Linked DNA regions of Homo sapiens: region 2 is linked to region 1. Evidence: chromatin loops called from intact Hi-C (ENCODE). Cell type or tissue: Caco-2. All regions are shown on one strand. Each heading gives the region's core, and the rest is flanking DNA. Links, peaks and the distances in the headings are about the cores only.

Region 1 (16,038 bases), core at 7,077-12,076:
ATCAATACATACACCCTGCTGTTTTTAACAGCTGTATAGCAGAGATTTTTCTAAAAATCTATTGAGTCAATCCTTTAATGCTTGTAAGCATATTTTCACAATAGTAAAATTGGGCAGAGGTGTTATAAATGACCTTGTTTAAAACTGGTTACGAGAATAGTTTCTAGAATCCTTGATCCATATCATAAATCTTAGATTGTTCCCATGAAATAAAATACCTATCTACGTCACCCATATAAATAAACAATACTATGCAATGCTGTTTTCATTTTTGCCATACTAATATTTAAAGGCAATTTCATTTTAAAATTCACTTGAGTCTACAACTGTGCACAAATAACTACAAAAATCATGTAATGCCAAACACTTTTAGTAACCCAAAGAGAAATTTTTAAAAACCAAACCTGCCTGGCACAGTGGCTGACACCTATAATTCCAGCACTTGGGGAGGCTGAAACGAGAGGATCACTTGAGCCCAGGAGTTCGAGACCAGCCCGGGCAAAAAAGCAAGACTTCATCTCTACAAAAAATGTAAAAATTAGCCAGTCATGGCGGCATGTGCCTGTAGTTGTCCTAGCAACTCAGGAGGCTGAGGTGGGAGCACCTGTAGTCCCAGCTACTAGGGAGGCTGAGGTGGGAGGCTCTGGTCAGTGTACCAGCCCTTTGCCTCAGAGACAAAACCATTGAGGCAGAAGACTTGGAGTCACTAATCTCCCAATTCGCCCATAGACTCTATTGAGACAACAACAGGTACTTAGGAACGGTATACCACGATGCTGAGAATTCCTTCCATAGTGTTGCCTGGAGAGGTTTACCCTGTGGAGTTTCCACAAACGAGAAGTACCATTTACTTCAATGCTTAATAATAATTACTTCTAAGAAAACAAATCTGACACCATCTGCAATCATGTCCATCAGTTCCAGAAAGCAAACGGAGAAAAAAAACAAGGGAAAAGTGCTCTCTCATCATGAAATCAACACACACAGCATCATGTTAATCTACAACTAAACTTGACATGTGCCCTTTGAAATTCTATGTCTGTATACTTTCCAACCTCAAAATGTTTCTTTGAAAACAGAGTGTGTTGCATCTTCCCAATTTTCTCGGTAAGTAGCTATGCGTCACTTACTCAGTCATTTGAATCTGGGCTCCAGATTCTCCACAACTCAAAGCCTGGATACTTTCAGAAATATGGATCTGAACTCCAAATCATTTTCTTCGTTTACACAGAGGCCACTCTAACTGGCAGGATCCTCAATGTGAACATAAAATAAAGGGTAATAGGAATTGAAGGAGAATCTGTGCTCAGCACATTTTTCAGTCTGAGGGGCTGAATGAAGTCACAGGCTGATTTAGCTTTGCCCCAGACACCTTCCATCTCAATAACACCAGCAAACATGTCTGTATAGTAACTGGATCAAAAAGCAACATAAATTGATCACAAGGACCCTACACTATAGAAATGCCATTTAAGATACCCTGCTATAGTTAAACCCACCTACAAATCTGAGAACGGCAGTTATCTGTTACGAAGTCTTGGTCATGCTTTCTCAAAAGAATCATTTTAGGGCTTAGGATTCAGCATTAATTCTGAAGGTCATAAGTGTATACAGCACCCAAATTCAGAAGAACCTCTCTGATATTCTAAACAAATGTCAAAGACTAAAGGAGGAAACCATGTTTTCTGAAAATTATGACCATATACCTAAGTATGTTCCCCCAAACTAATGGCTGTAGTTGTAAGGCAATCTAGACATTTCAGGACAATCAACACTTGGTAGAGTCAGTTTGAGGGGAAATTATACAACCGAGAAGAGTTTCATACAAGGGCTAATCAGGGTTTAGAAGTGTTTCTTCATAGTCTTTTCCCTCATCTATCCCTCAATCTCCTGCCAAGACGGCCTCCAATGTGTATCCCTGTTGGCATACTGATGTTACATTTGTTCCTCGTTAACTATATATACTATGGCATCCTCAAAAATAGAAAAGCTTGCATTTAATTTTTTAATATAGATGATATATACTCTTTGGCTGTTTGCTCTTTTAAGAAGCACATCAAATTAAAGGATATTTTAAGCACCATCTGCTCTCTGCAACAATGGACAATAATGTTTTAAATCTATAGTATCCTTTATGGTTATTGCAGTTAGCATTTTGTTGTGCTGAGGATTTTTTTGTTTGTTTGTTTTTTGTTTAATGTAGCCCTCCTTGCCTAGGCTCGTACTTAGAAACCAAGCTAGGTTTTTTTTTCTTTTGTGTTATTCCCAGTTTAATTTCCCATTGCCACAAAACTGTTGACTAACGCCGTTTAGTTACTTTTTCCTCTCGTATCTTCCAAATTCACTGGAATACTCCTTTATGATGCCAGAGAAAGGCATTACTAAAGGAATTTATTAAAGTTTTTCTTAAAAATACATTCCTTCAAATATACAGACCCAGTTATAAATGCTGTCATTCAGTAAAACAGAAACTGCAAAGGCATTATAAATCTCTTCCAGTATTAACTGTAGTGGAATAAGCCGAGGTGACAGGTGTGGACACAGCCCATCAACAAAGACAAGACTGGACCCGTGCACCAAGCACAAGCCCACCTACCATCTGCTCTGCACCCAGGGAATGCAAACAGAGCCATGAGCTAAGGTGTTCATTTTCAACATTCTGATTTGTTAACAAGATCTGTGCAATGAACTCTTATGTACTACTGTGGTTCTGTGATGCCCCTCAAAAAAAAAAAAAAAATCCACTGCAAACCACCTGTCACATTCTTTTGGGATACGCTACAACAATTTTCTTGTAGTAAGTATCTATAACCCAGAAATGTTTTACTTGCTGTAAATGAAAGACATATATAGATATAGGTATAAATATATAGATAGACATAGATACAGATTTTTTTTTCTTTTTTTTGAGATGGAGTCTCACTCTGTTGCCCAGGCTGGAGTGCAGTGGCACAATGTCAGCTCACCACAACCTCTGCCTCCCAAATTCAAGCAATTCTCCTGCCTCAGCCTCCCAAGTAGCTGGGATTACATGTACCCACCACCATGCCAGCTAATTTTTGTATTTTTCGCAGACATGAGGTTTCTCCATGTCAGCCAGGCTGGTCCTGAACTCCTGATCTCAAGTGATCTGCCCACCTCAGCCTCTCAAAGTGCTGGGATTACAGACGTGAGCCACCGCGCCCGGCTAATGAAAGATATATTGAACAGAATGATATATTAAAGACATGGCAAAATAATCTATAGGATCTTGAATAACATTGTGTAGATTTTCGAAAAGATACAGATATATGCTGATATTTTAAGAGATATACAATGAACTGTTAACAGTTTTTTACCTTTAATAAACTAGAAAGGGTGCCATTAAATATTTTTATTTTTACAAATTTCAACAATGGATATTTGGGTAGTAATATTATTAGCCATAGTGATTTCCTTTCCAATGCTTTTCTGTAAAATTTTTAAAAATTACAGTGTATGGACACAATTGGTTATTCAATGATTCCTATATCATTGGACATTTTAGTTACAATTCTATTTTCACTGATAAAACTGGCACTACAACAATCACCTTTTGCCTACATTTCTGCTCATTTCCTAAGAGTGTGAGAAAATGGTAAAAGCGCAAGAAGATGTTTACCAAGACTGATGCACACTGCCCACCTTCTCTTCAGGATGCTTACTCCAATCATATTCCTGCCAAGAGAACACAGTGCCCACTCTACCAACTACATTCTCCTGGGGACTGGGCATTTTCTTATTATCTTTACTAATATGATTTAAAAAAAGAAAAGAAATCATTATATAAGTTTGAAAACTGTTTCAATTTTATTTACCTTCAAAGAAACAAGTTTTCATGCTATTTCAATAATCAACAAAACAGTCATCTTTTTAAAAAATTAACACTCAAAATCAAAGGACAACCCTGAATATGCATTCCTAAGAACTGGGAATATGCTGCCAAAAATCAATGAAAATGATTATCAGGCCTTACAAAAATACCTTTTACGAAAATTTTAAACAGTTAATAGAAACTAATTGGGTTTTTTTAATCGAATCAAAAAACCTGAAGTATATGAAACTGATGTGGGAAATACAGTCAAAGCTTAGCAGTAATCTCTACCATCCAGGATGGTGTTTTTTCCAAGGGATTACAAAACACGGCCTTTCAAATTCAACAAGGGGCACAAGAGCTACACTGTGTTTCTGAAGATATAAGCAACAGCTCCTTCAAATTCCTTCTCTCAGCAATCTGGTCCACAAAAACCCACTGTTAGTTATTGGCACTTCTTTTCATACTGCCTTCATTTTAGCAAAAAAGTACACCTGAATGCGAGTGAGAAGTCAGTAAAACTATCTAATATCCATCTGCCCAGCCTGCTGTTGACACTTACCCTGCAAACACTGTCCCCACAGACACTGTTTCTCAGCACCTCAGGCCTGAACTCCACCAGTCTTCCCCCAAATTAATATTCAGGGAGTTCCCTGACATAAAAATGACCCACAATGAGTCACTTCCTAAATATGTACTTGGGGAGAGGGACATGGTGCCAGGCGAGTTCTCCCATCACCACCCGCATCCTCACAACCTGTGAGGCACAAGTGAACGCCCTCTTTACAGGTAGGAAAACTAAGCCTCACAGAAACATGTCATTTGCCCCAGGTCACACAACTATTCCACACAGAACGACAATTCCAACACAGTCCCAGGTGATTATGTTGGGTTTTTTACGTGCACTCCTGACAGCCATCAGGACATTTACTAAGCTCTTCAGAAAGAGGTATATACAGTGCATTCCTATCTTTAACATCTACTCTATTTCTTTTCCAACACTCTCCCTTCCTCCCCTTAAAAGTACTACTGGGCATGTTTACTTGATCATGAAATATGTGGGCACAATTCTATATGTGTTCACAACACCTATTAATTCTTGGAGAAAAGAGACTGTAAATGATATATGTACAAAACATTACACATCTCCAATTTATAAATAGATATTAAGTTAATGTTTTGGAACTCAAAATTCATACTGGTGGAAAAAAATAGAAGATGCAGAAGAACCCCAACCCAAACAACAAAGGCCTAATTTAACTCCCTAAAAACCCATGGCTCTCAACCCACAGCATCCACCAGAGTCACAGGAAGATTTCAGAAATGCAAATGTTTGTCCCTTATCCTCAGATATTCTAATCCTACTGATTTTGGTGGGGCCAGGGGTCCATACTTATAATGTTCCACAGAGCTGAGAACATAGACTGAAGTCTGTAAGCGCCACTATACAGAAACTACATGTCTTACTTAGTTTTTTAGCCACAGCACAGGGCCCACCAAATAATAGGTGCTAAAAGTAAATATGTGTCACGAAATGAGGTATCAGAAGCACATATTGTGGCAGATTCTGTCAATGAATCTTTTTCCTTCTTTCTTCCATCTTTTTCTTTCTTCTCCACAGGCAGAGCCCCTTTCCCTAAAAACACCAGTTACTCGCCAGTTACCTTTCCAGCCTTTCTAACAGTTGGCCACAGGACATAAAAGGATGTTTTCAAGTGTGTTTCAAGGAAAGATTTTCCTCGCAAATGGGGGTAGATGAGCCTAGTTCTCACACTGTCTCGCTTCCTGCCCTTGGCAGCAAGATGTCTGAAGTAAGCACAGCTATCAAGACAAGCCTGCCCAGAGACAGTGAATCTGAAGGACAGGAACTGCATGAGACCTCATGAGGTTGCTGAGCTGCTACACCAACCCTAGGAGCACATATCTGACAATCCCTTATGTGAGGTAAGAGCCCTTTTGAGATAAACCACTGTGTGTCACCTCAGCAGAACCTGCAGGGGTGGAAGTGCAGGAAAGCCTGCATGGATGAGAAGCTGTGGGAAGCCAGGGCATCTGACTATGGCAAACTCTGGGGGGTGCCCAGGGCCCTGCTGACTCTCCCACCAGTCCCTCCTTCCCTCCAGGGGTTGGCCAGCCTGCTTCTCTCAAACGTCACCTCATGTTCTGCCCACTGCTTTCTCTTCTGGGTAATCATGAGCCAGAAAACACACTACCAACTTTTGCCTTCTTCTGCAGTCACCATGTCTAGAATAGAGCCTTTAGTAAAAATTTTTCCTATGTGTTTACTATTATAAACACTGAAAAAATATGGAAAAGTCCAAACTAAGGCATTAAAAAAAAAAAGAATCCTAAAGCTTCAAAAGTGCTACACTAAAATTTGGCCCCTGATAATCATACAAACATACATTGAGATAGGTGGCCCTTAACTTTGACCTCATTCTCTATACACAAGTCCTTTTATCCAGACAGATGCCTCAGAACTTCCCCACACACACTTGATAAAATGAAAGAGAAGGTAGAAAACCTTTGCTCTCACCCCTACCGCCTTAATCAAAGAGCAAAGTCAAAGCCTCAGAGTTAACGACGGTTGCACTACAGACTAAAAAGGAATTCACATGTAGGTTTATCGACAGAGAAGACGAATCCAAAATAACATGTCCATTGGCTTCTCTTTGTGTTTTGAGACAGGTCTTGCATTGTTGCCCAGGCTGGAGTGCAGTGGTGTGATCACGGCTCACTGTAACCTTGAACTCCTGGGCTCAAGCAGTCCTCCCACCTCACCCTCCCAAAGTGCTGGGATGACAGGCGTATGCCACCATGCCCCTGGCTCCACTGACTTTAGGAATCCAAACTCAACCAATTGTGAGATAGAGTCCAAAGCCACTTGGTGGTGACATCAGCTACAGCTTTCATGGGACAAGACCATTCTGAATCTTCAAGAATCTTGAGAGTGATCCCACAAATCACACACGTGGCTGGCGCTTATTTAAGCCATTACACCTAGAAAAATGAGTCCAGAAGGGTACAGGACATTGGGGGCAAACCTACATCTAAGCCGGGCCTCACTGCCCTATTTTCTTCTTCATCCCAAACTCCCTCCAATTCAACGTAAGATATAGGACCACCCTGAAAATGACACATTGTAAAAAGGGGGCCAGTATAGGACAGAAAGCAATTATCTCTGAATGTGCATCATCACTGATCAAGAAAAATAAGATGTGTCTAGTGCCCAGAGCTCGATCTGACATATTGGAGACAATGTCAAATATTATTACTATTGTATTTAACTACAAGAAACTAGACTGAATTAAAAACAAACTAATTCTCAATAGAGTATAGAAGTTATTCAAAAGGCAAATTTACTTTCTTTTAAGGTACTGACAAACTATAGACTCAAAAGCAGATAATGCCTTGATTTCAGGTTAAGAACTAAACATCAGCATCATGAGGCTTATCACTTCCTTTCAAATCCCATAATGCAGCAAATGCAAGTTAACAACAAATGAAATCAGGCTCCCTAGCTCCAGACTTCAGCAATATATACTAACCAACTGGTTTGATACCATCATACCTGAAGTCTCAGACTTCTTGAAGTTTCAGATATCCTGAATCCCACAACTCAATATTTTTTCAGTATAAAAAGAGGACATAATGTGACTATGTTCTTCATATCTCTTAATACTTCTTCCAGATGTGTGAACACTCTCTCCAGAGGTAGAGGTTTCTCATGAGCTAGCAAGTTAAACACACACACACACACACACACACACACCCCCATGGAAAAGGCACAGAGGACTCATAGGGCAGTGAAACCACTCTGTATGATACTACAATGTCAGATGCCTGTCATTGTATATTTGTTCAAACCCACTGAATGTACAACACCCAGAGTGAGCCCTAATGTAAACTACGGACTTTGGTCTGGTTGCCTGGGTTTCCTTAAAAAATAAAAGTTTAAAAAAAACTATGGACATTGGGGGATAATGATGCATCATTGTAGGTTCTTTATTTGTAACAAATGCACCTCTCTGGTTAAGGATATTGATAATGTGGGGGGCTATGCACATGTGGGGAGAAGGGGAATATGGGGAATCTCTATACTTTCCTCTGAATTTTGCTGTGAACCTATAGATGCTCTTAAAAGTAAAGCAAAAAAATAAAAGAGCGCAGCAAAACTACTCATCAGCTCTGTTACACTGTACCATCAGAACCTAGGAATCAGAAACAGCAAAAAGTAGAGGTAAAAAAAAAAAAAATGCAGAACATAAAATCCCCATACTCACTAAGTTCATATTATATATGTCATGTCAGACACTTAAAATTGAAATGCCAAGAACTGTTAAAATGAACAATACTCAAAGCAGTCTACATTTTCTTTCCTTCACATGTCACAGGAACAGAGAAATATCACTATACTAGTATTTTGTGATCAAAAGCATATTAAAATATAACCTAGAGACTCACCACAAAAATGATCCCTGATTGTTTTAATAAAGACTGCCCAAGATTAAAGATTTTCTGGAAGGATGCTACCAGATTTAAGAAATATCTAACTTAATTTTAGAGAATTGAAATATAAAATAGAATGAACCCACATCATGGCACTTACATGCTAGACAATTTAATAGTTGAAACCCCTGCCAGATTAAAGGGAAATCAGTTTTAAAATTCTATCATCTCTTTTTAAACTTGTTCAAACATTTGAGGATTCAAGTATCAAAATGTCTTAAAATTAGATAGTAAGGTAGTACTCCTGGAGTTTATAAGAGAACATTCCCAGCTCTGCAGTACAGTTTTTCAACTTTCTGACATATCATGTTAATATGATCACTTAAAATTAAAATAAAAGATATCATTTTTGTGTCACCAACTATTACCTTTCCTTCCAATAAGATAATATTTATTCTGACACAGTAAGTCTCTTTCACTGCACACACTGTAATAAATACACTGCTTCAGACGGTATAAACGAGATATGACTGTCCCCAAGACAATGATTCTTTTTTACTCAAGAAAATCAGTACAGTAAATAACTTTTCTTCCCTTCGAGACAATCATAGTGCTTGAGGCTGCTGAAACACAAACACAAAATATCTTCACAAATGTCTCCAAACAGTCAAGCTGAAAATCTAAGCCAAAGTTTCATTTAACAGCCTGTCAGTTTTTTGATGTGAAGCTAATGAATGCAGTGGCAAACAAATCCATCAAACCTAACATCAAACAACTGCACTTCATCCCAGCAAACGGAAAAATGAAATACAACCTGCCGGCCGGCGCTTTGATCCAACCTGGCCAGGAAGCAGACCTGTGAGTGTCACGGCAGCAGCTGCACAGAGTAATCACGGACTTCATTCCACCACAGAAGGAAAGAATGCTCCAGAAACAGAAAACAGTCAGCTCAAATATGCACAAATGTCTTATTTCAACTGCTAAACGAGCTGTTGAAGTATTTTTAAATCTCTATCAAGAAAAAATAATTGCATTTCACTCTGTTATGCCAACATTCAAAGCTACAAAGATTCCTAAAACAAAGAACTAGATGTTACGTTCCATTAATACTACAACTTTGCAAGTGGAGTTTTATTAAAAGCCCCTCTGTTCTTTCTGAAAGCTCCTTGAAGACAATATATATGTTTTTCTTCTTTGTACACACATGTAGCACAGGAGGAACTCACTGGGCACTCACCAAATCTGACCTCTGCCCATCAGCAGCAAATGAACATGTGACTACCTGAAACATCACTCTCAATTTTTTTCAGTAATGATCTTGTCTTTGATTAGAGAAATGGGGGAAAATTACACAACTGCCTTCTTAGGTCAGTTGTTCCTGCTAAATGCAAGGCCCTTTTGTTCTGGAGCATCTTACAGGATTTGGCTATGCTATATTTTGCAAGTTAAGACAAGAGAGCAGAATGATCCTCATTGAGGGAAAACACAAGCAAAGACAGAAATGAGAGGAGAATGGTAAGGCCTGGGCCATTATCAGAGAATATTAGAAACAGGGATGGTCAAACTAAGCAGCTACCAAAACTAAAAGGTAAATGTCCCTTCACTCTCTCCTCTGCCTATTTTCCCCAGATCTTCTACACAATCCATACACACACAAAAAAAGTCTGTTTGAGAGATGAGGCAGTTTGGATGGATACTGTGAAAAAAGACCATCTGGACTGAAGGACTGAAAAAACAGAGAATTTACGCACAGGGACAGACACCTCTCCTAAATACAATAATTCAGCTGAGAATATCAAACATCCAGGAATTTGCTAAAATTTGGAAGTGTATCTGAGCTTTACACAAATAATGAAATTTCTAATCAAATGTACCCAAATCTTAAGAGCCAGGAAGATTTATTGAACAACTATCACATATCAATAGGTCAGTAACAGATTCCGATGAAAGCCACAGGAGCCCCCTCTCCAGTCCTGCTCCAGGGACACCAGAAGAAGTCAAGTAGCCAACAGCAAAGGAAGCAGACCTTGAACCCCTCCCAGTGTCAACTCTACTCTCACCCCTGTTCTCATAGAACAATGACTCACGAGTGATGAATTCATAGAAACATACATGATGCCTGGCACACAGCAGATAAGCCTAGTCTCCATAAGTAGAACTTCTCCCCCTTCTACCAGCCATCTGAGACATCTGAAAAGGTCCCTAATGACAAAGCCTGTTGACTTATGATCAAAAGGTCCCTACTGGGGAACATGAGGTTATCTTTTCAAAACCTACTTTTTTTTTTTAATTAAAAAACAAATTGCCTTCTCTAACAGCTCTTTTCTGAGTCACCTAATTAAAAATACTGGTTTGTATTACACAAAATTATATTTTTATATATATATATATATTTCATAGTGTTTGTGATTACATATATGCACATATAATGTATGCAGACCCCACACTCTGCACTATTTTGCTTATTTAATGCTGTACAACAAATAATTTATCAGATACTTATACACATTCAATAAACCCCATGTGACAGGTAAAGCAGGTGGCATCACCACCAATGCCTCATTATGAAAAAGTGCTCATATTTTCATAGTAATTATAAAAGTATTGTTCATAATCACTTATGAACAATGACTTTTTTATAGTTACCATTTAGAACAAACTGATGAAGACAAAGAATTAAGACAAATATGGGCATCCTCAATGCTAAAAGTCTTTTTAGTGCAATTCACTACACATCAGTTTCCAGGAAAACACATAAATGTATGCCCAGTGCACAAATTTGCCAGGGATTAGAAACTACATATACATGCAACACAGTAAATTCATAAGGTTACCTAAAGAATCAGACTTGGAGATCAAAAATATGTGTCAAATAACTGATTAAAGATACCAAAATCTGGGTAAAAAAAATGCTAACTCAGCTTACTATAATGTAAGGTAATTTATTATCCAAGAATAGACATGAAAATATTAGTATTGATGGTATAAATTAAGAAAGCACATGATATTTTAGTGAAACATTCGAAACTATCTCTTTATAAAGTTATTTTCCTGTTTTTATGCAAAATAACTAAAATTGGTTACATAACTCAAAATATTCTTTTTTCTTAATTTTTGTTTTTATTTTTTGTAGAGACAAGATCTCACTCTGTTGCTAAGACTAGTCTTGAATTCCTGGCCTCTAGCAATCCTCCTGCCTCAGCCTCCCAAAGTGCTAGTTATAGGCATGAGCTACTGCCCCAGCCCAAAGCAGATTCTAAATATGTCAATGATAAATTGGTACCCCCTGTAGTAGTAGGCAGATGCTTCCCCTCCTGCACCCCCAACAAAGATGTCCTCATCCTAATCCCAGAGATCTTTGAATGCGCTATCTTGCATGACACGTGGGATTTTGCGGATTGCCTGCTCTGAAATGCAGGAACTACACAGGAGGACTAGAGAGAGGCTTCTAGGAGAAAAGTCCAGCCTCTGGTTCACAGTCAGCAACAAATATGAACGTTTAGTCTTACAACTGTGAGGAAGTGAATTCAGCCAACAACCCAAAGGAGCAAGGAAATGAATTCTTCCCCAGAGTCTCAGTAAGAAATGCAATCCTGCAAACATCTTGACATTTAACTGGTGAGACCAATGCTAGGCCTATTACCTACAGAACCATGAGATAATAAATGGCTATTGTTCTAAACACAAAGTTTGTGGTAATTTGCTACAGCAGCAAGAGACAACTAATATATTCTCAGATGACATCACCTGGCCAAAGGAAGTAAGGGGTGGCCATAACACTGAAAAAATCTCAAATACATTCAGTTAGAGCAATTTTTAATTAGCTGGCCAAAACTGCATTGTAGCACTGAATATTTTGTACCCAGAACCAAACAAAACAGTCATAGCCCTTACTAAACTGAATAAACAGATAGTCACATACCTAAGTTCTTTTCTCTAACCCATAGGGTAGAGAGGTATTTCTAATTTATATATGAAGAATAAATGACTTTCCTAATGTTACATGGCTAGCCAGAGAAGAAAACTTGGTTGTCAGATCCAGCCTCCTCCACCACAGTGCAACACTTCACATTCCCACAACTGTGATGGGCTCTGTCAGCTGGGATTTCAGAGAGGAGCACTACCAGCCTCTCTTCCTTCCACTCCACACCCACTCTACTTCCACATGGAAATGTGGAAATGCAACTCCAATGTACATGGTAGTTTAGCTTCTCCCCAAGGCTGGAATGTCCTATTCTGGCCAATATCATAGGCTACTTCTGAGACCTGTATTAAACAAGAATCAATATTTGTGGTGACTCTGAACAGCTGTAATAGCTGACTTATATCTGTAAGTAAAGGTGCAAACTATAAAATAACAGACCTTGTTATAACCTCGTGGCCAAGACACTGCTTCAAGGCAGATGCAAGCATTACATTTCCACAAAAGCAATGCAGTGGTTGGCCAAAGTACACACACTGAGTTCTTAGAATACACAGGATGTACAATGTGAAGTAGTAGTACAGTTCTGTTCCTTTCTGAATTACTCAGCATAAACAGAAATTACTTAGAACAGAAAAAGTCTTCTAATACCAGGGGCTTTCCTTTATGTCAAGAATGTATTCGAATGACTCCTGGGCTGCCAAAGGGCTATATTTTATTTATCTTTTAATATATTATGCAATTTTCTAAATACACAGGTAAATTAAACTAAGAGTTGTCTCCCCTAAATATACTTCTGTCTACGTTCACCTGATGGCTCCACATGTAAGTTTTATCAGTGTAGAATGAATGATATTCAGTTGAGCCATGCAATGGCCAAAATAAGACCACATACGCTTTATTTATCATTTTCTGCTAAATCTACGTCAACTTTACATCCTCTGTAAAACACACAGTTTTATTTAGAAGCTGCCCTCTGCCAGCCTGCACCTTTCCCTTAAAAGCCACAGGAAAGGAAGCAAACCTAATAGAAACCACCATCACTTTGAAGATGTCTTCTATTTAACACCACAGGGGGAAAGTAATTAAATTTAATAGAAGTTATTGCCTGTGAAAGAAAATACCCACTATGTGAGCTAAATTAAATACACTGGGCAGGAGATGCAAAATTTTATACCAAATTTAACATGAATATGTATTTCCTGTTAAAATGTGTTCTACATGATTACTTTCAAGAATTTCATTTCTGCACTAAGGGCAGTTTTAATCATTTCCTCCTACCAACCTCCCTCCATCTCTTGCTACAATTTTATCAGACACTCCCTTCTGTAAAGTGCTGTTTTCTAAGCCACAAACTGATCGCAAACAGGGAGAGATCTGAGTCTACCTAACATGGAGCCACATGATGCCACTGGAAAATCTTGCAAAACACCAACTGGAGGCCTCAAGATAAAAAGCAAACACACGTCGCATCAAATTACCTATCAGGGTAAATTGCTCCACATTAATCTCAAAACAGACAAATTCAGCTAAAATTGGTAATATTGGCTATGTAAAATAAATGTATCGAGCCTGAAGTGAATTGCTGTGGTGAGAGGCACATGGCGCCAGTGAGGAAGAATAAATAAATGCTGCACAGGATCGTAGGGTTCCTACTAAAATAACCAGAATACACATTTAATTTTTGCTTTATTTTTGAGGCATAGCTTACCAATTTGGCAACTTTTCCATAGTCAATCCATCTGACAGTAGCAAAATTTGTAGATTCTGCACAGTTGAAACCATGATTAAAACCAGCATGGTAGCCATATGGGAAAGTGATCATGAATTCTCCAGCCTCCTGGGTTATCTGCAAGGTAGGAAACATATAATATTTTGTAAAAATAAGACTTCCTAAATTATGAATACAATTAAAATATATTTCCCATTAAAAAACAAAGAAAAAAAGTCTTGATATCAGAGCACTACCAAAAAGAGTTCCACCAGATTCATTACTTAATCCTTTAATAGTGCTTTTTCAGGAAACGTTTAAAAGACTTTCCTAAATAGGATGTGGCTTGCTGGCACTTGAATTAAATCAAACAATCCATACTCAAAGCTATTACATTTTAATTGAAGGTATCTTCAGGTTATTCAAGTAAATTTGTTCATATTAGCTATCAAGCTATATATTCTTATATTTTAATAACTTGCATTACTGGAGTTACATATAAAAATCATATAATAACTGACATTGTTAAAGCTACAGCTACAGAAACTTTGATAATACATGCTTGGCAGGCTATATCATGAATTCTTGTTGGTAAAGAGTTGGTGATATTCATCAAATTATTTTTTCCTAGCACCTAGAAAACATTCAATTAAGCACAGTCCATTTCACAGTAAAACTTCTGTTAAAAGAATTATTCAAATATATGTATGTTAGAGTGAGTGCATTTTTAAGTATAATTAAAATAACTCGCATAAATAAGCCTGAGCCTTTAAAAAAGAATTTTAAATGTATTTACCCTGTTTCTATTTTTTAGATTAAAGACTTTTTTTTTACAATCACCAAAGCAACACAAAATATCCCATGGTCTACAGAAAAAGTGAAGAAAAATGTAGTGTTGTTTCTTTTTTAAAAAAGTATCTATCCGATACAAAAATTATAAAACTTATTGCTCACTCCTTCAAATGGAATAATATAATATATTTGTTTTGGATTATCTGATCTTAAAATGTTTCTAACCCAGCAGCACCCAATAGGATAGACCCCTTATATCTTTAAATTCTTTCAGTTGCTGCAAAGTAATATAAAAATACTCATAGGATTTGGCCACTGAAGCAATGTTTCTCCTTGACACATATTGCCAAAGTATTTAGCAAATGCTGTATGTTCACATTCAGAGCCTGTATTCTCTGCTAGCTCTGATAATAAAAGTTGTAAAACCACATTTTTAATTATCCTACTGACCCTAATACAACTTATATTTTCTTTGAGATATAATGTACATATAATAAAATGCTCAGATAATAAATGTACAGTTTGATCTGTTTTGACAAATGCATATACCTGTATATCCCATGCCCCTATTTTCTTTTTTTATGATAAAAATCTAAGGAAGAAATATATTTATTAAATATATCAACCTCAGAAAATTACTTATCTCTGGGAGGGAGAAGAGACTGAAACAGTAATAGCTACATTTGTAGTATTTTGTTTCTTTGGACAAATATCTGTATATACATATAGTGTTTTTTAAAGTATTTTATTTTCAGTAACAACTTTATTGAAATGTAATTCACATACCATAAAATTCACTCATTTAAAGTGTACAATTTGTTGGTTTTTAGTATATCACAAAGTTATGCAACTATCACAATTAATTTTAGAACATTTTATCACCTCAAAAAGAAACCCCCTCACCCTTTAGCTGTCATCCCCAAGCCCCTCATTCATCCCAGCCCTAAGAAAACCCCTGATTTATCTTCTGTCTCTACAGATTTGTTATAATGGATATTTAATATTAATAGAATCATATAAAGTATGATCTTTTGTTACTGAATTCTTCCACTTAGCATAAACTTTTCAAAGTTCACCCAGGTTGTAGCATGTGCCAGTACTTCACTTCCTTTTATGGCTGAATAATCTTCCATTACATAAAATATATCACACTTGCTTATTTATTCATCAGCCAACAGACATTTGGTCATTTCCAATTTGGGCACTAGGAATAATGGTGCTATGGATAATTGTCCATGCCCCTATTATTTCATCACCCAAGAGCGCTCCCTCATCCCTAACCTAGACCATCCCCTGCCCATCCCCTACTCCCACCTCAGTAATAATCACTCT
Region 2 (16,038 bases), core at 6,651-11,650, 51 kb after region 1:
CTCACCACAACCTCTGCCTCCTGGGTTCAAGTGATTCTCCTGCCTCAGCCTCCCGAGTAGCTGGGACTACAGTCATGCACCACCATGCCCAGCTAATTTTTGTATTTTTAGTACAGATGCGGTTTCACTATGTTGGCCAGGCTAGTCTCGAACTCCTGACCTCGTGATCTGCCCGCCTCAGCCTCCCAAAGTGCTGGGATTACAGGCATGAGCCTCAGCGCCTGGCTGTCATTTATAACCAAGAACACTTATTAATACAAATTTATGAAGTTCATGTTTAAAACACTTCATGCCATGTATACATACAACATATATTTGCTAAATGAATGTATGAAACGTTAACATCTATTGAGCACTGTGTTACATCTCCAGCTGTGATATGTACTTTGTACATAGCATGTTATTTAATCCACACAATTGCCTTACAAGGTGGGTGCCAAAACCATCTGAGTATTTTAGGAGAGAAAATTGAGGCATGGAGGTTATTTAATAATTGCCCAAGGTCACATGCTCAGTAAAGAGTAAAGAGTTTTGCAAAACTCAAGACTGACACAAAAACCTGTGCTGGTAAGTACTACACAACACTGATCAAAAGTTCTAATGAGAAAGCATTGAACTAATGTGTATCTATCCTGAATAATTGGATACTTCTTAACTGCTACACAGTATTTTAACAAAATCTCAGTTTACTGAATGAAATTTAACAATGTCCAAAATGCTACAACCCATTCTTAATTTTCTAAAAACCTTCAGGAAAACCTTTCCTGATTTTAGACCTTTTCACAGCTTAAAACACATCCTCTTACACCTTATCTCCCTTGTTCTCTACAGAGTAAATTTGAAAGTTAGTTTTTTTTTTGTTTTTTTTTTTTTTTTTTTTGAGACGGAGTTTCGCTCTTGTTGCCCAGGCTGGAGTGCAATGGCGCGATCTCAGCTCACCTCAACCTCCGCCTCCCAGATTCAAGCAATTCTCCTTCCTCAGTCTCCCGAGTAGCTGGGATTACAGGCATGTACCACCACACCCGGCTAATTTTGTATTTTTAGTAGAGACGGGGTTTCTTCATGTTGAGGCTGGTCTCGAGCTCCTGACCTCAGGTGATCCGCCCGCCTCGGCCTCCCAAAGTGCTGGGATTACAGGCGTGAGCCACCGCACCCAGTCGAAAGTTTCTTATTCATTTTGTTTGTACCCAGTCTGGGAAAGAAAGACTCAAGATACCATCTGAATTCTATATCCTCTAGCAGTTAAGCACTCACACAAGAGGCTTGGAAGGGAGAATCACATTTTTTTTTAATCACTGAAACTCCTATTCTATTATAAATACATACATTATGGCCAAGTTCAGACTTTAAGTAACTACTATGACTAAAAAAAAATTATTTTCATGGTTATTAAAATAATAGTAATTATGAGTATTTGTATAATACTTTACAGTTTACAAAGCATTTATACACAGTATATACCTGGACCCTCCTAGATATCCCTTAAGTAGACAGAGAATAAATCATGCCTCCATTTGGCAGTGAAAGAAACTCATGATGAAAGGAGTGTAGTGATTTGCCCTAAGTCATTCCCAGTAAGTGACAGATTGGGGTTTTAAAACAGGACTTCTGGCTCCAAAGTCAATATTCATTCCAAGAAAATAATACTTTACCACTGACTGTCAAAGCAGTTTTCTATCTGCTTACTCTAAGGATACTTTTCCCCCTAAACCTTCAACCAGAAATGTTCAAATAAATCATCAGCTGCTTTGAAGTCTCTTCAGTACAAACCTGTGTTCATGAACACTTACTCCGCAAACCTGCCACACACGGTAGCTAGAAATGTATGTCTCCTATGTATAGCAACTCAGGAAACTTAGTATTCTTAATAGTTACCTTTTAGGCTTTTATTTTTATTTATTTTTTTATTCTTTGAGACAGTGTCTCCCTCCGTTGTCCAGGCTGGAATGCAGTGGCACCACCTCGGATCACTGCAGCCTTGACCTCCCCGGGCTCAGGTCATCCTCTCACCTCAGCCTTCCGATCAGCTGGGGCTACAGGCGTGAGCCACTATGACCGGCTAATTTTCTTATTTTTTTTTTTTGTAGAAACAGTTTTGCCATGTTGCCCAGGCTGGTCTTGAACTCCTGGGCTCAAGTGATCCGCCTACCTTGGCCTCCCAAAGTGCTGGGATTATAGGCATGAGCAACCGCACCTGGGCTAGAAAAGAATCTTTTTTATTAAAAGTTTCCATGCCTGCCCTTAAAGAGATGGATCTAAAATAATTTAACACTCTTCTAATTCAATACAACAATTCTTTACAGGGCATCGCTCCTATAGCCAGGCCCTGTGTGTTAAGTGCTGATGATTCAAAGGTGAAAAAAAAACACACACAAAAAAAACAAAACCATGGACCTTAACTTCAAGGCACACACAGGCAAGCTGGAGGATGGTCGGGGAGAAAGGAGGTGGGAAAATGAGGGAGATGGCAGGAGGGGTGGCCACAACCAGTTGTAAGATGCCAAAACAATGTCTAAAGTAGGGGCAGCACATAGTCCAGAGAGTCTTTAAGCAAACCCTAAGTGAAACATGGACAGATGAGAGCAGCATGGGCCCGTAAGTAAGGAGGGAATCGTAGGCAGTCTTTGCAATAATCCCATCCAGAGCCTGGTACCTGGAGGTAGAATTCAAGAGGAAGGAGTAGACTTGAAATGCCAACCTATAAGGTCAGAGACAGAAGAGAAAACAATATAGTGACAGATATGTCAAGCACAGGAGAGGCCACCCACTAGAGAAAAGTAAAGGCAACCATCCCATACTGAAGGGGAGATACAGCTCAACAAGGAGAGGACAGGCAGAAGAGGACGCTGGTGCACACGCACCCACATGTGCATACAGAACCTTGCAGCCCTTCATCCTCTCGTTTTGTCAACTCAATAAAAATATTCCTGTGACTCTGATCATGAGTCACAGAATCAGAATGACTGGAGGTCATTCTGGCTAACCTTGTGACTTGGGGGAGTGAAGGAACTGGAGTCCAGACAAGCAGAGTTATTTGCCCAAAGCCACATGCACTAGTGCATAATAAAGACTACAGCCCTGATTACTGGGCCCTCGTGTCCTAAGCTCTGCCAAACCGCCTGCCTCCAAATACTTCCATGAATTTGTGTTGCTTCTAACATCTTTCAAAGCTCACCTCAAATATATTATAAGGATTGCTAAAATGAATTTTAATAATGACAAAGTTTACCTCAAAATTATTTATGCTGAGGAAATGTAATATTTCATACATCTACTAGAAAATATCTGTAGGGGCATTTATAACACTCTCTTCCTACAGTAGTTATCTTAGGAAATAGTATGTAGAATCAGTGTTACAACTCACTACTACATTTTATTATTTTATCATTATAAACAATGGCCAAGGTTAAGGATAATAGTGACAGTATAAATCTACTCTTAATGCGTCTGATGGAGGCTGTATACTTAATAACTAATAGAGTAATTAACTACTGCACATATACAAGCTGCAAGAAAGAAATACTTTGAAAATGGGCATAATTATTCTCACTCATGATTAGTGATGCTCTTTCCCAAAGACACAAGACACCAGAATCCATCTTAGCCCTGACCAGAATATTCTTCCTGAAGTGATCATTAGGAGACAACATCAACCTGTTCCCAGGAGAAGACAAGACAGCCATCTTTCTTAATTAGAAAGCAGACACTTCATTTAAACTTTCCTAATACTGAAAACTCAAATTAACGTCCCAGGCATCCTCATTTATTAATTCCTTAACAAATCCCCAGAAAAGTTTTGCTACTAACTTTTCAGATTTCTTAAGCAAGACATAGTATGTAGTTGCCTACATACTAGATTTTATTAACATGTTGAATTCACCCATTTCATTCAATTTTATCCACACTTTAAGTGAATGTCAGAAAGAGCATCAAGATAACAAAGCAGCTGAGAAACTGTCCAGGAGCCTAACCATTGTTGAAAATATTTCTCCTAGTCTCTCCAAGCTAAGTTCTGAAAAAACTAAAAGATGACATTCCAACAAACTTTACAGTAATGCTGTACAAACACAACAGAGATCCCTGTCCTTAAGCATGTGCTCAAACCAGGCCCACAAATAACACCTGAGTGCTGGGTGCAGTGGCTCACACCTGTAATCCCAGCACTTTGGGAGGTTGAGGCAGCAGGATCACTTGAGCCCAGGAGGTCAGCACCGGCCTGGACAACACACTAAGACTCCATCTCTACAAAAAGTAATAACAAATAAACATCTGAGTAATGAATAATCCGATCACATTCTCTTGTCACTGGAGCCTGTATGAGTCCTAGACCACCTATTAAAAAGTTTCATTTGGCCAGGCGTGGTGGCTCACGCCTGTAATTTCAGCACTTTGGGAGGCCAAGGAGGGTGGCTCACCTGAGGTCAAGAGTTCGAGACCAGCCTGGCCAACATGGTGAAACCCCATCTCTACTAAAAATACAAAAATTAGCCAGGCGTGGTGGCACACGCCTGTCATCCCAGCTACTCGGGAGGCTGAGGCAGGAGAATCGCTTGAACCTAGGAGGTGGAGGTTGCAGTGAGCCGAGATCGCACCACTGCACTCCAGCCTGGGCAACAGAGTGAGACCCTGTCTCGAAAAAATAAATAAATAGAAATAAAAAATAAAAAATACATTGGCTGGGTGTGGTGGCTCATGCCTGTAATCCTACCACTTTGAGAGGCCAAGGTGGGCAGACTGCCTGAGCTCAGGAGTTCAAGACCAGCCTGGGCAACATGGTGAAACCCTGTCTCTACTAAAATACAAAAAATTAGCTGGGCCTCTAATCCCAGATACTTGGGTGGCTAAGGCAGCAGAATTGCTTGAACCCAGGAAGCGGAGGTTGCAGTGAGCCAAGATCGCGCCACTGCACTCCAGCTTGGGCGACAGAGCAAGACTTCATCTCAAAAAAAAATAAAATAAAATAAAAATAATTAGAGGAGGATGAACCAGAAGATCATGAAGATGGTTTGAAACTACACCCAGGAAGTCAGCTCTTCACTCCTAACTACCTCCTACATACCATCCAACAAATGCTCAAAGTAAAGATGCCCAATAAATTCTTGAAGCCTAAAATATTTATCAATTCATGGTTCACAAAATGGACTACAGGCAACTTTACATATACAGTCATGCATCACTTAATAACAGTGATAGTTTCTGAGAAATATGTTGTTAGGCAATTTCGCCATTGTGTGAACATCATGGAGTGGACTTACACAAATCTAGATAGTGGATCTACTACAGACCTAGGCTATATGGCATAGCTTATTGCTTCTAGGCTACAAACCTGTACTGAACTAAATATTGTAGGCAATTTTAACACAAAGTATTTAGCTACAAAGTATTCATTTAGCTAAACATATCTAAACATGGAAAAAGAATTTTTCAATTGCATTATAAACTCAGGATGACCGTTGTATCTGTGGTCCATCATTGATCTAAACATTGTTATACAGTGCATGACTGTACGAGTTACCATGGGGTTTATGGTTTCCAAGCACAATCCCAGACAGAATAGAAGACAATTAACTATTACAGTCAAAAACTTCCTTACAGCTCACATAAATCTGAATCCACCAAATCAAAGAACAAAATCCTCTTCAATATGTGCCTGATGCCCAAATTTCAAAACTCCAAAGTAAATGAATATTAAACAAGTAACTTGCCAAGACTTGGGCTCTCCAAAGTGGAGATAATTAATGCTATAGAGGTCCATGTCTTCGGTGTGCCATGCAAACGTGGTCTTCCACATGCCAAAATAGAGATATGGGGTATTTACACCCTCAATAGAAATGCCACACTCTTCTTCAACCACATCCAAGACTGTATTGAGGCGAGCTATGTTCCATTCATCCACACCCTGGAATGAGAGAGAAAAAAAGAGAGAGAAATCAAATCTTACTAAACCATGAAAGATAGCATTTACTAATCAAACCACTATCCACCAAAATTATTACATTGTATATTCTAACTAACTGAAAACTGAAAAATAAAACAACTCTTATTCAAGAGCCACATACATATGTCCATTATTATTGGTCAAAGATTACTACCAGCATAATGTGGTTCCATACAACTATCTGGTAGAAATTTATACCAAATAGCTTCCTGATGCCAAATGGAAATGAAAGTTACAGACCCACTCCCAACTTGGCTGTCAGCAAAAAATTACTGATTCAAAGTAGATGATCCGGCATGTGCTCTCCCTCCTTGGCACACCTTTTTGTTTTTGGGGTTTTGAGATTTGGGTTTTCTTGGGATTTTTTTGCACATTAGTTTAGAGGTAATATTCACCATCACATATCACATCAAGAAACCAACAGCAAAATATATCTTCTGCTATCTCTCTCCCATCCCTATCCATTCAATCTTAGCATGTAATACATTGTTTCCTTAAAGTTCCACTCTAATTATTGGAAAAACTCTTGGCAGTATCCACTGATCACTGTGCTTCTACTGATGCTTCAAATAAATATTTACCTCTTATGTTAATGGAAAAATTTAAACACATAATGCCTATTAAAAATACTTATCCCAACTTTGGTAAAACTGCTGGAATAATGTAGTTTTATAACAGTATAACAATATGGATGGTGATGGCAGAGCGAGGGAAGGTTAGAGTCACTACTATAAGAGTTAAGGTGATAGGAAAAGATTCTGGTTTGATTAGAACTTAACAATCATTTTTTTTTTTTCCCCTGAGACAGTCTCACTCTGTCGCCCAGGCTGGAGTGCAGTGGTGCAATCTCAGCTCACCGCAACCTCTACCTCCCAGGTTCGAGCAATTCTTATGCCTCAGCCTTCCACACAGCTGGACCTACAGGCGTAGGCCACCGCACCCACCTAATGTTTCGTATTTTGAGTAGAGACAGGAGTTTCGCCATGTTGCCTAGGCTGGTCTCGAACTCCTGGCCTCAAGTGACCTGCCCACCTCGGCCTCCCAAAGTGCTGAGATTACAAGCGTGAGCCACCACACCCGGCCAATCACTCATGAATTGACTACAGTTCACAACTGCTTAGAAATTTTTACAAACTATGCATTTTTACCATATATTTTTATCAAATTCTAAATATCAGAGACTAGGCATGTTCCTGTGTAATCATGGGGAAACTGAAATGCCTTTAAAGCCATTCCAACCTTTTCGTGCTAATGCACTATTAGAGAAGCGCATTGGCCAGGTGCAGTGGCTCACGCCTGTAATCCCAGCACTTTGGGAGGCTGAGGAAAGCAGATCACTTGAGCCCAGGAGCTCAAGACCAGCCTGGGAAACATGGCAAGACCCCATGTCTATTTTAAAAATAAAAAATTGAGGGTATTAAATTCATCTATGTCTACCAAAATTGTCCTCTCCAATAACTATACCAATGGCTTCACATACAACCACTTCTAACATTTCCTGAACACACTAAAAGCTTTTAGAGTTGTTCTGTTTTCATTTTGGTCTTTAAATGATTTTCTAATCAGTGTGTTAATCTTACTGTCTAAAGCTTTGGGGTTAAAAAACTATTGATGAAGCAGCTAATGAAACTCTGACTCAGGTAACATAACTGAACATGCCAAAGGACATAATTTAATTCCCAAATTCTCTTAAGTAGCCACTCTATCTACAACTTAGGCCACACGCTGAGAAGCTTGTTATTTGGAAACTGGTCAAAGTATCCGTTTAGAGAAGATCCGGCCGGGCGCGGAGACTCACGCCTGTAATCCCAGCACTTTGGGAGGCCGAGGCGGGTGGATCATGAGGTCAGGAGATCGAGACCATCCTGGCTAACACGGTGAAACCCTGTCTCTACTAAAAATACAAAAAATTAGCCAGGCCTGGTGGCGGGCGTCTGTAGTCCCAGCCACTCGGGAGGCTGAGGCAGGAGAACGGCCCCGGGAGGTGTTTGCAGTGAGCCGAGATCGTGCCACTGCACTCCAGCCTGGGCGACAGAGCAAGACTCCGTCTCAAAAAAAAAACAAAAAAAGAGAAGATCCTAGGTTCCAACTTTTCAGACCTCATAGAAGTTCAATCACATTATGTAAAATATTTTATCTCATTCTATTTATAGCGATGCAATCTCTTAACTCTAGTCCAATCAGACTTCAGTCCAATCACTCTAATAATAGAGTCCTATTTAAAAGTCATTAGTGAAGCAATGAATCTGAAGTAATAAATGAGCACCATATTATAGGAACCATTTTTAAACTGAATGAGCTTGCAAATTTAGACACAAACTATTTCTCTAAAATTCCTACATATGGAGACATCTAAGTTTTATTTCTGACTGACACTATCTTTTAAAAATAACCAGGGTTGAATCCCTTGACATCCTAGACCCATGGTATGAGGGGAAGAGGGTAGAGATCAAATAGTGCTGGACAAAAAGACCTAGATTATAACCCCAGCTCTGCAGGTCACTGAGGGGAAAATCACGGAGCTTTTCTGAGCGTCAAGTCTTTCTTCATGGAAACACAAGGGTTCTTGTACCCTCCTAGAGTTGCTCGGAGCACTAAATAAGCTAATGAAAATAAACTTTAATAAAATAAAATTTAATTATTAGAACTGATATAATAAATATCACCACTATTCTCTAGCAAATCTTACTGGAAAGCCTCCCAAAAAACAAGTCAAGCATGTGAGAAGTGATTATTTAATAAAATGTGTTTAAATTCACTACTGAATTTCTCCCCGTTAATGGGCAAATAACATATTTGCAGCAGTTTCTTCTCAGCAAGGCAAGGTTGCTAAAAAGTAATTTATTTTGCTAAAATAAAAAGTCATATAATTTCAATTAAGCAGTTGTGCAAATATTAAGAATAACCAACAGAGATAAATCTTATTGTTTCAAAATTCTTTCTCCAATTTTTGTTCTCTACTATTAAACTAGCTATCTGACTCCAAAAACAGGCTCCACAAAGGCTCTTCTGAACAGTACCAGGTCTGTCTCATATACTTAGACCAAAAATGCACCTAGTTATCATTAAAGTGAAGTGTTATACAATATACTACCTCATTACACTATACACACTTGTATCTTACATTTATTCTAAACAATCCTATAAAATAGGTAATGTTATTCCCAAATGAACAAATGAAAAAATTAACACTCCTAGCTAGAAGTAGATGGTAATGATTAACCTAAATCTATCTGACTCCTGGACCTTCCCTTTTAAAGGTTTATGCTTCTAGTCCTGATCCTTTCAAAACACAACATATCATCCTCTTCTCTCAGCATCATTGTCAACAAAGATCTGAGGTTCAGGAGCAGCAAACACGTGAAGCTGCTGCATTCTTCCCACCAGAGGCAGTGCCACTCTACACAAATACCAGCAAGGCTTACACTGCAGACTGCTTCACTTGAGAGCAGGTGACAGGAATGATTTAGTGTAAAAGCAGTCTCCAAACCCCAGCTACACACAAGCCCCACAATGACAAGTTAGAATCTGCCGAACTGTTTAAAACTTAATTCCATCAGGTTTCAGCAGAAAGGCTGCACACCAGCCCAAGTTCACAGACAAAAGTCTCCTCCTGGATTCTGTCTCCCTCGAACAAAACTCTCCCACACATGTTCAGCAGGCACATGAGCAATATTCATAACTCACCTGACTTCCAATGGACTAACTGGAGTCCTAAGCCTGGGAGTCTACGTGCCCCGGCCCCTTTCTCCTTTCATGCCAATTACCCAGTTGGAGCCTGTCCTGCCCCATTCCTTTACGTATCCTGCATCTGTTTTCTGAAACAACTCACAATTGGACCACGATTTTTGCACACAGGTGTAACTGAGAACTTTATTAGGGATATTCCCTTTCAATCAGTGATAGTATCTTCCTCCTATCAGGAATCAGACAGCAGTTTAAAAGCACTCGTAGGCCAGGCACAGTGGCTCATGCCTGTAATCCCAATACTTTCAGAGGCCAAGGAAGGAGAATCACTTGAGGCCAGGAGTTCAAGATCACCCTGGGCAACACAGTGAGACCCCGTCTCTACAAAAAATTTTAAAATTAGCCAGGTGTGGTGCCTCACGCCTGTAATCCCTGCTACATGGAAGGCTGAGATGGGAGGATCAATTGAGCCCAGAAGGTCAAGGCTAGAGTGAGCCAGTGATTGCGCCACTGCACTCCTGCCTGCATGACAGAGCAAGACCCTGTCTCAATCAGTCAATCAATCAATGCATTCCTAAATCTTCAATGTCTCAACTAGGCCATCCTGGACTCTCTCCACAGTAACTGCACTCAGTCTCTGCAAAACTGAAGGGAACAACACAGCAACATGCCATGTTAGAAACCTTGAGAAATAATGAGCCATTTCCACCTACAGAAAGAAATAATGTGAAAATCATAGTAGCTCAATTTTTCCCAAAATATTTCCAATGCAACATTAGAAATATGGGTCCTAGGCTGGGCGCAGTGGCACACGCCTGTAATCCCAGCACTTTGGGAGGCCGAGGCAGGCGGATCACCTGAGGTCAGGAGTTCAAGACCAGGCTGACCAACATGGTGAAACCCCATCTCTACTAAAAATACAAAAATTAGCCGGGTGTGGTGGCACACACCTGTAATCCCAGCTATTCAGGAGGCTGAGGTAGGAGAATCACTTGAACCCGGGAGGCAGAGGTTGTGGTGAGCAGAGATCATGCCACTGCACTTCAGCCTGGGCAACAAAGCGAGACTCCATCTCAAAAAAAAAGAAATATCAGTCCTATCAGATGCCAAGGTCGAAAAACTTTGTCCTCTTTAACTCTAGCTCTTAAGACAGTCACAGTGCTGACAGGCACCCCCAAAAGCACTCATAAGGAAACCTGTGTAACTTCGTTTAACTCTGCATTTCCCAAAAATCATTTGACCACGGAAGCTTGTTTGTATAACACATTTACATCATGTAAAACAGTGCTGTGTGGGACAACATATTAAAGGAAGCCTTATGATAGGCGGTTCCCTAAACACTGTAGTGCAAATGTTTAAGTCAGTAAAACAAAAAATTACTGTGACCACATCAGAGATGCACTTCAGAACCCGGGGTGTGTGAAGGGGTGGCTAGAGAATGGTCACATTTATTGTCAAAATACACATATTTAATTTGATTATGTCACTAAAAATAAAATAGTGTAAATTAGAAAAACTTAAAACAAAAGATATTTGTAAATGAAGATAGTCCAAAGGATTAAAACTAGGAAAAGAGAAGACTCAATCCAACGTTATAAAACTATAAAATGTACTGAAAAACAGAGAAAAAGCTTTTTTAAAAGTACGTAAAAATGATGGTTTATGCCTGTAATACCAGCACTTTAGGAGGCTGAGGCAGGATGAACACTTGAGCCCAGGAGTTTGAGACGATCCTGGGCAATAAAGAGAGAGACCTCATCTCTACCAAAAATTTTAAAAAATAGCCGGGTATGGTGACACATGCCACAGGTCCCAGCTACTCAGGAGGCGGCTGAGGAGGGAGTTGAGGTTGCAGTGAGTCATGATTGTGCCACTGCACTCCAGCCTAGGCAACAGAGTGAGATGTCTCAAAAAGAAAAAGATGGCATGTCCATCAAATATTACAAAAAAGATTTTTTTAGACAAAAAATAGATTATTAGTAAACTTTTGAAAACTGTGTCACTGCTGCACTCACCCAGCAAACAGTAAAATGGAATGAAGAATTTCAATCTGAAAGAGTAACCGAGTATCAGAATAGCACCATGCTGCACTGGAATCAAAAGTTCTCCAACCAAATGCTGGCTCCACCACTCACCAATTATAGGATCTGATGGTTTCTCAATCGCCTTTCATGGCAGAGCTACGCCCAGGGTTCAGTGCTGCAAATTGGGCCACAAGAAGACTGTGGCTACCTTGAAAGGACCACAGGAAAAGTCCAGTCTTTCACTGAAACTGTTTTCAAGAAAATACATTATTCCTAGCAGAAGTGGAGAAAGCCCTAAGGCTTCCCAATAGTACATAAATCCACACATGCCTACCTTATAGGACAGTTGTAAAGAAAGGATTACAAAACACAAGTGAAAATATTTTGAAAAATTGCTTAAATTTTTCATTTTCAAAGATGGGGAGAGGGTTCAGACCACAGCTTTTTAGAGGGGCACCTCGACGGATTCACAGCCCATTCCACTTCAAAGAGGGCTGTCAGCATCCTGTTCCAAACAGCATGGCAGCAGGCCGGGCACAGTGGCTCATGCCTGTAATCCCAGCACTTTGGGAGGCAGAGATGGGAGGATCACCTGAGGTCAGGAGTTCAAGGCCAGCCTGGCCAATATGGTGAAACCCCATCTCTATAAAAATATAAAAATTAGCCAGGCATGGTGGCACATGCCTATAATCCCAGCTACTCGGGAGGCTGAGGCACGAGAATCACTTGAACCCTGGCGGTGGAAGTTACAGTAAGCCAAGACTGCACCACTATACTCCAGCCCGGGCAACAGAGCGAGACTCTGTCTCAGAAAAAAGAAAACAAAAAACAAAGAGTACAAGAACACAGCAGGAAGTGGAGAGCTGAGTAATAAAGCAGGACTTACAAACTCAGGTGCCCAAAGAGCCAGGCAGGTAACAGCAATTAGTGAAGGCAGCCAGGTATATGTCAAAAAACGTGGGTATTGGGGGTGATGTGTATTTGGAGACAACCTACTATCCTGTCTAAAGGAGACAGCCATTACTCAGTCACTGGGAATGCTGCCAGATTTTCTGATTTTTTTTAAGCCACAAATCCCAATTTTATGTGACATTAACCAACTTTTAAAAACATGTGGATCAGTCCTGGTGCAGTAGCTCACGTCCGTAATCCCAGCACTTTGGGAGCCCAAGGCAGACGGATCACCTGGGGTCAGTTCTAGACTACCCTGGTCAACATGGTGAAACTCCATCTCTACTAAAAATACAAAAAAAAATTAGCCAGGCGTGGTGGTGTGGGCCTGTAATCCCAGCTACTCAAGAGACTGAGACAAGAGAATCACGTGAACCCAGGAGGCGGAGGTTGCAGTGAGCCGAGGTTGCAGTGAGCCATGATCGCATGCCACTGCATTCCAGCCTAGGTGACAGAGCAAGACTCCGTCTCAAAAAAAAAAAAAAAAAAAAAAGAAATGTGGATAAAAGAAAATAAATCTGTGGCCAAATCTGCAAAAAATGTAGCAGGCATTAAAGAGTCCATACTTATTACAGTAATTTTAAAAGAATAAAGGAAGGAGGAGTTTTGGAGACAGGCTATAAATATGAAGTTAGTGGTTGTGAGCTTACTGCTTTAAAATGAATCATATATTTGTCCAACACTAAATAGCTCTATCAGTTACTCCATAAATGTGTCCAGTAACTGGAGTGAGACTATACAAGTGGTAGGAACCTAACAGGAATCCACTCTATGAGCATGTTTTATCTCTCTGTTCCATGATCAATATGCAAATGGCCAAAGAAAAACAAAGTAAAATGGCAAAACACAAAGCCTGAGCAATTAAGAAAACTGATAACCAGCTCCAGGATAAGTAGGATCTAGCACAGCCCTGAACAAAACTGTGTAACTTCTTAAGAGAAGTCTCTGTGAGGCAGCAGAATGGCAGGGAAGGTCTGCTAGAACTTAGCCATTTGCCAGGCACAGGTGATGATTCTGTGAACTGCACCAAAGACGGCCTGATCATGCATTCTGCTTTGTCCACCAAGTGGAATAGCTATAGTCACTTGCCCACAAACCTGAGAAACTGCTACAATATCAACACGGAGACTGTGGAAGCAGCCCTGGATGATTACTGAAACACTTCCAACTGAACACACAAAACGTGAAGATGTTCTTCACTCTGGCATATTTTAGGGGCTGCTTTCTCATTTGTTGTACATAAAAGCAGAGTTGGCTACAGAAAAATTGATAAACTGATACACACGATTATTACTAATCATATTTTTATGGTACTTTCCATATAATAGAAGAGGAAAAGTCTATATGAACCTTGTTCCCCAAAATTAGGTCAAAACCACTAACCTGTCACTCTCTCGCTAAGTCTTTCCATATCTTCACAGTTATCACTCTATATTCCATCCTCAACAACATCCTTCCCATTTCCTGCTGTCACCCTCAGCACCTTCAATATTATCCTCATGTGGCTGATTTCCAAACAAAGCTATGAGCCCCCATCTTTCTCCTGAGTTTCAGTGCCACAGAGCCAACTCCAAACTGGGCCAATAATGACCAATAAAAATTTTTGAAATTCAAGAATTCACAGGGGGAACTACCACTTCATTAGAAAATCCAATTATTAAAAAAAGATCTGCCACCTAGATTCTGTAAGAATCTGAGAAAATACTGAAAGAACCTGTTAAAGATTCTCAAGTTTCCAGGTCTACCCCGTAACTTAACGAAGTCATCAAAAAGAATATACAGATGGGCAGGACTACAGTCTTTCTTCCACCACAAAAATGCCATCACCAAGTTACATTTAGATGTGCTCTTGGTCTTTCCAAGGGCTGACATAGCTAGCACCCATTTAAATTGCCTCTCTCAAAGCTTGCTAACTGTAGAGCTGGGGACATGTCTTCTACCTAACAACATGGCATGCACCACCATCTCACATAGAATTGGAAAGAAACAAGAGGTGGGATAACCCCCATGCTAGGAAAACAAAAGCAAAACATCATTTCATTTTACAGATGAAAGGAAGGTGCCCAGTCAGTAACTTACAGGACTCCTTATTTGAAAATTAGAACAGAGGGCTGGATGCGGTGGCTCATGCCTGTAATCCCAATGCTTTGGGAGGCCGAAGTGGGGGCGGATCACAAGGTCAGAAGTTTGAGACCAGCCTGGCCAATATGGTGAAACCCCGCCTCTACTAAAAATACAAAAATTAGCCAGGCGTGGTGGCAGACGCCTGTAGTCCCAGCTACTCGGGAGGCTGAGGCAGGAGAATCACTGGAACCTGGGAGGCAGAGGTTACAGTGAGCCAAGATCCCACCACTGCACTCCAGCCTGGGCGACAGAGTGAGACTCTGTCTCAAAAAAAAGACAAAAAAAAGAAAAAGAGAAAATTAGAACAAAGGCCAGGTTCAGTGGCTCGTGCCTGTAATCCTAGCATTTCAGGAGGCCAAGGCAGGCAGATAGCTTGAGCCCAGGAGTTCAAGACTAGCCAGGACAACATAGCAAAACCCCATTTCTATAAAATACACAATAATTAGCTGGGCATGGTGGCACCCGCCTGTAGCCCTAGCTACTCAGGAGGCTGAGGTAGAAAGAGCACCTTAGCCTGGGAGGTCAAGGCTGCAGTGAGCCATGATTGTGGCACTGCACTCCAGCCTGGGTGACAGAGTGAGACCTGTCTCCAAAAAAAAAGAGGAAATTATAACAGAACAGTTAGTCTCCTCAACAGCAAATGTATCATCTGTCCAGTATATCATAGCTCTTTGTAAACAATCCCCTCATAAATACTGGAATTGGTCTCATTTTTATATTTCAGCATTGTGACATGGTGTTTCTCATTAACCCATTAATGTGAAGCTTTTTATTTTTTTGAGATGGAGTCTCACTCTGTCACCCAGGCTGCAGTGCAGTGACGCGATCTCTGCTCACTGCAACCTCCACCTCCCAGGTTCAAGCGATTCTCCTGACCTCAGTCTCCTGAGTAGCTGGGATTACAGGCACATGCCACCACACCCAGCTAATTTTTATTTGTTTTAGTAGAGACAGGGTTTCACCATGTTGGCCAGGCTGGTCTCCTGACCTCAAGTGATCCTCCTGCCTCGGCCTCCAAAAGTGCTGAGATTATAGGCACGAGCCACCATGCCCAGCCACATGTCTTAATTTTTAAGTGTAAAAACACTTTAAAATTTTAAGTAAAAAACACTCATTTTTAAGAATTTTAAAAAGACAAATTTGGCCAGGCGTGGTGGCTCACACCTGTAATCCCAGCATTTTGGGAGGCCGAGGCGGGAGGATTGCTTGAGTCTGAGACTTTAAAACCAGCCTGGGTAACACAGTGGGACCCTATCTCTACCAGAAAAAAAAAAAAAAAAAAAAACTGGCCAGGTGTGGTGGCAAGCGCCTGTA

What was found. Hi-C counts contacts between places; a loop is a spot of excess contacts. Peaks named below come from ENCODE experiments on the same cell type or tissue, not always from the same donor. Only the 100,000 strongest peaks of a DNase experiment are listed, where the experiment ranks them.
Region 2: a loop joins it to region 1, with 2.4 times the contacts of the local background. A loop is called at or near these places in 3 of 110 quality-filtered maps.

The regions. Positions count from the first base shown.
Region 1 is chr9:6,891,109-6,907,146 of GRCh38, reverse strand. It overlaps KDM4C (lysine demethylase 4C), which reads right to left. Exons shown (of 22, transcript NM_015061.6): 8 at 13,915-14,052. Among named protein-coding and RNA genes, the nearest start is that of KDM4C, 140 kb to the right of the region's middle. In Caco-2, for the core only: no CTCF peak of the experiment used is centred there; DNase peaks (open chromatin) are centred at 7,596 and 9,116.
Region 2 is chr9:6,839,368-6,855,405 of GRCh38, reverse strand. KDM4C (lysine demethylase 4C) reads right to left here. Exons shown (of 22, transcript NM_015061.6): 5 at 5,706-5,899. Among named protein-coding and RNA genes, the nearest start is that of KDM4C, 89 kb to the right of the region's middle. In Caco-2, for the core only: a CTCF peak has its summit at 9,318; a DNase peak (open chromatin) is centred at 9,335.